Linked DNA regions of Homo sapiens: region 1 is linked to region 2. Evidence: read pairs that join two places in POLR2A ChIA-PET (ENCODE). Cell type or tissue: Caco-2. All regions are shown on one strand. Links, peaks and the distances in the headings refer to the core of each region. The heading gives the core; the rest is flanking DNA.

What was found. Peaks named below come from ENCODE experiments on the same cell type or tissue, not always from the same donor. Only the 100,000 strongest peaks of a DNase experiment are listed, where the experiment ranks them.
Region 1: POLR2A ChIA-PET joins it to region 2 with 5 read pairs; 4 of 35 experiments call an interaction of 5 or more read pairs at or near these places.

Annotation. Positions count from the first base shown.
Region 1 is chr2:109,060,803-109,063,708 of GRCh38, forward strand. It overlaps a transcript of RANBP2 not described here. Among named protein-coding and RNA genes, the nearest start is that of SH3RF3, 67 kb to the right of the region's middle. In Caco-2, for the core only: no CTCF peak of the experiment used is centred there; DNase peaks (open chromatin) are centred at 1,599 and 2,708.
Region 2 is chr2:108,999,722-109,002,627 of GRCh38, forward strand. It overlaps a transcript of RANBP2 not described here. Among named protein-coding and RNA genes, the nearest start is that of EDAR, 12 kb to the left of the region's middle. In Caco-2, for the core only: a CTCF peak has its summit at 2,396; no DNase peak of the experiment used is centred there.

The sequences.
Region 1 (2,906 bases), core at 246-2,745, 61 kb after region 2:
TGTGATTTTCTCTGAGATTATAATTTCTTTATAAATGTTATATGTGTCATATATATAACATATATGTCTTCATAGTTAATTTACATGCTTATTATAGAAAATTTAGAAAAAGTCAAAAGAAAAATTAGGAGATTACTCATAGTCCAGCACCCTAAGGAAGCAGGTATTAATATTTTTAGGTTACAGGACATCCTTCTAGTAAGCGCTTCAAACTTGCTCCATTTCTATGAAGAACTAGATATGAAGAAACCTATTTGTCCTCTGCTTGAATAATAGTGGTTTCATAGTGTCCTCTGTTAATAGAAGGTCTATAGGATGTAAAGTTTGTAGGTCAGAGAAGGCTGTCCTTCTCAGTCACTTGCTGTTGTCCAAGGAAAACCCTGGGAGCTGTGCAATGTAAGTTGATTCTTGGTGAGAGTGTGTGTACTTATGCACACAAACACCTATGCACACAGATTCCCAAGCTTAGGCTGAATGCCCTCTTGAAGCAACATTTCTGGGAAATTTTAGGTAAGTGTAAAAATATATGTTAAGGAAAAGCCAAGAGGCTCATTCAGCACAGGGATGGTTTCCTTGACATCATTTGTCATTGCTGATTTTCCTTCCTTTGGAGTCATCTTGCTCATCTCTTTGGGTCTGTGTGTGCTTGCTTGGTGGGTTTGCAAGCAGCCTGTGTGCATGGCAAGCCCTCAGGGCCCCTGGACTTGGAAGACTTCAGGGAAAGAACAGGGAGACACTGAGGTTTCCTACTAGCCTACCCAATGAAACCATTCATCATGCACACTCACTATATTTCAAACACTAGTTGATATTGTCATGGCTAATAAATGCAATAATAAGTGCAATAATAGAAAAATATTCCTCAGTTCATAGTAGCCTTGGATGTTGTGAATTTTCTACAAAAGATTATGGGAGAGTGTACAATTTTGGACATTAAAAAGTAGTCAATCCATATTATCAGAATGTGGGGCACTGACCTCATTTTCAAGCCTTGCATTTAAGGTCTGGTGGGCCCGTGGACTTGTTTCCCTTTGGTTGATTCAAGCAGAGGTGATGCCCATCCAGTGTGGGATGCGACTGGAGCCATGCATGCATTCCCAGCAGTGGGGGTCAGCTGACCGTGTGGCTGTCAGAGTGGATGTCTTGTCCCTGAGCCTACCCCTCCCTCATTAGGGTCCCAAATGTCCAGCCCTCCTGTCATCCTCACAGACCCTCCAGCCCCGAAAGTCTGGTTTCCTGGCTTGCAGGGGAGGGAGGCAGAATGGCTGGGCAGGGCCAGGCAGGCAGGCTTGTCCCTTCTCAATCTGTTTCTCTCCCTCTCCCAGAGGGACAAGCAAAGCCTTTCACTTTGGATAAAAGTTATCAGGCAAGGAAAATATATTTTCAGATCTTGTTCTCCACCCCTGACTTCCCTCCTCTGAGAGTCTAAAGTGCAGGTGAGATAAGGAAACATGTTACTCTTCCTACCAGTTGGAGACACAGCTTTAAGCCAAGGGCAGTCATTTGTAATAGTTGAATTTCCTGCATCAGCGACAGAGGGAGTAAGGCTGGAATGGATGTGTCTGAGGAAGAGACACACCCTGGGCCCCTTCAACCAGACCGCATTGGAGGGGCCTCTTCCACTAGTTTCTAAGCCAGTCCCTGGCTTGCACTCCTGGTAAAGTGCATGATCTTGTGTGTATAGCCGGGTGGATTTTTCCATGTGCATGCACCTGAGTCATCACCACTCAGATCAAGACAGATTTCCACACCCAGGAAAGTCCCCTGATGCCCCCTCCTGTCCCCAAAGCCCCTATTCAGGTGGATGCATTTTTCCCATTTACAGATGAGGGGCCCAAAGCTTGGAGAAGGCAGGACAGCAGGCCTTACACCTCCTTCCGAACAGCGAATCCTCATGGACAGTGCCCTCTCTCGTGAGACAGAGCACAGTGCAAGACTGCTCTGGAGTCCTGGGGAAGAAAAATCCATTTGCTTTTGATCCCAGGGATGCTAGGATGGGGTGGGGGTGCTGGGATGGTGAGGGGGTGGAGGGATGTGTTGGGGGCCCTGGGAGCGGGTGGAGGTGAAGGGGGCTGGCAGGCTGTTGCCTCTGCCTGCCTCAGGGCGACCACCTGTGCAGACAGAGCTGGTGCCAACTGCAGGCAGCCCACCCACCCACGCTGACCCTGTGCCAGAAGAGCCAGGGCCTACGGCCTCAGGACAGGAGCCACCTCCTTGATGTCCCCTTTCTCCTTTCTTGGCAGCGCCTTCCTCGCCTTGTCCACCTGCTGGAGTGTGTGCCCCCCACCACCATGCCAACCTGAGACCCTCCCATGCCATTCCCCTAGGGTTGTGCAGACACATCCTCCCCCTCTGGCTTGTGCCTGTTGGGTCCCTGGGCTCTGAGTGAGACCTGGAGGTCTTCCAACTATGCTTGTATATCCCCGGGGGCTGGGAAGATGCTGGAGAGCCACCCACTCCTGGGGCTTTTGATCTTGCTTCAAATTACGGTGGAACCTTTGAGCATTTCCTGTTCCCTCCCTCACAAAATGCCCTGTGCCTGGGTTTTCTTTTCTCTCCTTCAGGAGCCCTGGGAGATCTCGACACAGTAGGGTCCACATCAGCAGCGCCTGGCTTTGCTGTGGCCTTTCCTTCAGCAGGCATGCAGCTTCAGAAACGAGCGCATGGAGGATGAATGCAGCAGAGGCCCCCGCGTGGCTGCAAGTCGGCCAGAAACACCTGCTGTCTGCTGCTCCACAGGCGCGACAGGGAACCGTCCCGGGGTTTCTTGCTCAATGGCTGTAGAACTGGCATTGGAACAAACAGCTCGAACTTCCCTGCAGGCACCTGGGTACACACACACAGGCACATACAAGAGATACAGATACCCATGCATGTGCACTACAAATTCCCAACTGATTTTCTTC
Region 2 (2,906 bases), core at 314-2,813:
CCTAGAAGGCAAAGATTAAGTAGTTTTTTAAAAAATTACGAAATTTCCCTTTTTATTATTACAAAAACATGGCGGGAGGAGGCATGGGGAGAAATGAAGTAAGACTGGATTTCTGACTTTCCATCAGTGGCAGAGGTCAAGGGCTTGAACCCAGGGCTGTAAGAGGTGGCTCCACAGCCCTGGGGTCCATCACAGCAATGTTTAGTTCAGTCCCATCTTATGTGCCTTTGCCCAGGCTGCTTGCTGCCTGGTAAATGACGACCTGCTCTCAAAGGCCTTCTCTAAGTTTTAGACAAATCTGTGCTTCCTTTATCAAAACTGGATCTGGGAACAGCTACAGTGCAGAAATGCAGCAACGTATCTGCAGGGCAAGCACCTGAATCCAGAGTGTGTATCCTGGGGAAAAGTTCAACCTATTGGGAATTAGAGTCAGGGCCATAACGGTGTTCCAGATGAGGAGGCAAATAATACATTTGGATGTAGATGACTCAAGAGCCACAGGAGAAATGCAAATAAAGTCCTAGGCCGGGCACGGTGGCTCATGTCTGTAATCCCAGCACTTTAGGAGGCTGAGGTGGGAGGATCACTTGAGCCCAGGAGTTTGAGCTCAGCCTGGGCAACATAGCAAGACCCCCTCTCTACAAAAAATTTAAAAATTAGCCAGGCATAATGGTGTGCACCTGTAGTCCCAGCTATCGGGAGGCTGAGGTGGGAAGACTGATTGAATCTGGGAGACAGAGGCTGCAGGCTGCAGTGAGCTATGGTCACGCCACTGCACTCCAGCCTGGGTGACAGAGCAAGACCCTGTCTCAAAAACAAACAAACAAAAACCCAAAATAAACAAAACATAAATAAAAAGTAAAGCCTTAAAGCATGCAACAGGTCAAGTTTCTTCCAGTTGGAAACTGGGGACGGCTTCTTGGGAAAAGAGCACAGGAGTTAGGCCTTGGAGAGATAATAACAACATATAATAAGAAATAATAATGTCCAGCATTACTGGGCATTTCCCATGAGCCAGGCACTAAGCACTTTATGTGACTTATCTCATACAACCCTTACTGCAACCCTATGAGATAGTCTTATCCATCACCTCATTGAGAAAACGGAGGCACACAGGATGAGGAATATGTCCCAGGTCACGTGCCTAGTCAGGAGCAGAGCCAGGACTCAAGCTGATGACGAGACTGTTGGGTCAGAGTGCTGAATTCCTTCAGTGCCCTGCCCTGAGGCCCAGGTGAGGGACTGGGTTCCATGTGCTGTGAGCCTCTGAGTTTAGCATCCTTCCAGGGGGAAGTAAAGAGCAGATCAGAGAACCCTCACCCCATTGTAGGTTTCCTGTTTGGTTCTGATAACTTTCTCCTTATCAGCAAGGGTGCTCAGAGTTTCATTGCTACATGAGTGGCTCGTATAAGAAAATCCTAAAGGAATCAACTGTGCTGCGGGTGTAAAAGTAAAGGCACTCACAGCAAGTCCAGGAACCATTCACTCCTGAGGCTGAGCTCCAGACCACACAGTCTTTGGCACCATGGGACAATCACAGAAAGAATCAGGACCCTCAGCTGAGAAAGCTCCTCCCAATCAGCTATGTGGCCAATGCTGAGGCCAAGGAAATGGCTCGTCCAGGACACGTGGGGTCACAGTAGGGGCAGGGCAGCTTTCACACAAGAACAGGCAAGTCCAGGCCTGGCTCTCAGATGGGTGGCAGGCAGTAACTGCAGGAGCTGGGCCAGCCCCATGGCTGGCTGGTGGCAAAGGGATGGGCAAGAGAGAGGAGCTGGACAAGAAGGGAGAGGGGGACCCTCCCACTGTGCCTGTAAAAGTGGGCATACCAAAGAGCACAGCAGCTACTGACTGCCACGTTGTGGCCCTGCTGCATGAAGATCCCTCATGTCCCCTGGCCTCCCTTTTGGAAAGGAGACACACAGAATTGGCCCTAAATTCTCCACGCTACTGTCTTTAGGAGGGCTTATTTTTATAATTTGCCATTGAAGTTTTTTTGTGTTTTTGTTTGTTTGTTTGTTTGTTTTTTGAGATGAAGTCTCTCTGTCGCCCAGACTAGAGTGCAGAGGCGCAATCTCGGCTCACTGCAAGCTCCGCCTCCTGGGTTCATGCCATTCTCCTGCCTCAGCCCCCAAGTAGCTGGGACTATAGGCGCCCGCCACCACGCCTGGCTTTTTTTTTTGTATTTTTAGTAGAGACAGGGTTTCACTGTGTTAGCCAGGATGGTCTCGATCTCCTGACCTCATGATCCGCCCGCCTCGGCCTCCCAAAGTGCTGGGATTACAGGCATGAGCCACTGCGCCCAGCCCATTAAAGCCTTTAACGGAGCCCAAAAAGCTATTTTCCATCCAAGAGTAGGGAGTTGGTGGCTGCCATTTGCTGCCCCTTGTGTCCCATGGCTGCACTGCACCCTTGCTGTCCCCCAACTCTTTCTGCTCCTGCCTCCAGGCGATGCTTCCAAGAGGCCGACCAATGCAGGAGGCCCCCAGAGGAGGACCCAGGTTTCTGGCCCTGGCCCTGTGCTTGCTCCTGGAATGGTGCCTGGGGCCAGCTGTCCACCCCTGGGTTCCTTACGCTTGTGAGCCGGGATTCCACTTCCCAGCTTGCTAGGCTCTTAGGTTTAATGCAAAGGGCACCACACTTGCCTCCTTCTCACTCACTATGTCTCCCTTGAACCACTGCTTTGGCTTCTCCCAATGTCTCCTTGCTTCCATCCTCCACTCTCAGCTGGAGTGGCCTTTCTATGATGTTTTTCCTATCAGGTCACCTCCACATTTAAGACTTGGCTCCCCACTGCCCTTGGAATAAAGTCCTAGGTCACTGCCTTAATTACCACACCTCAGTGCACCGAGCCCTTCACAACCTGGCCCAGCCATCTCTCTAACCTCACATGGACCTAGGTTCCC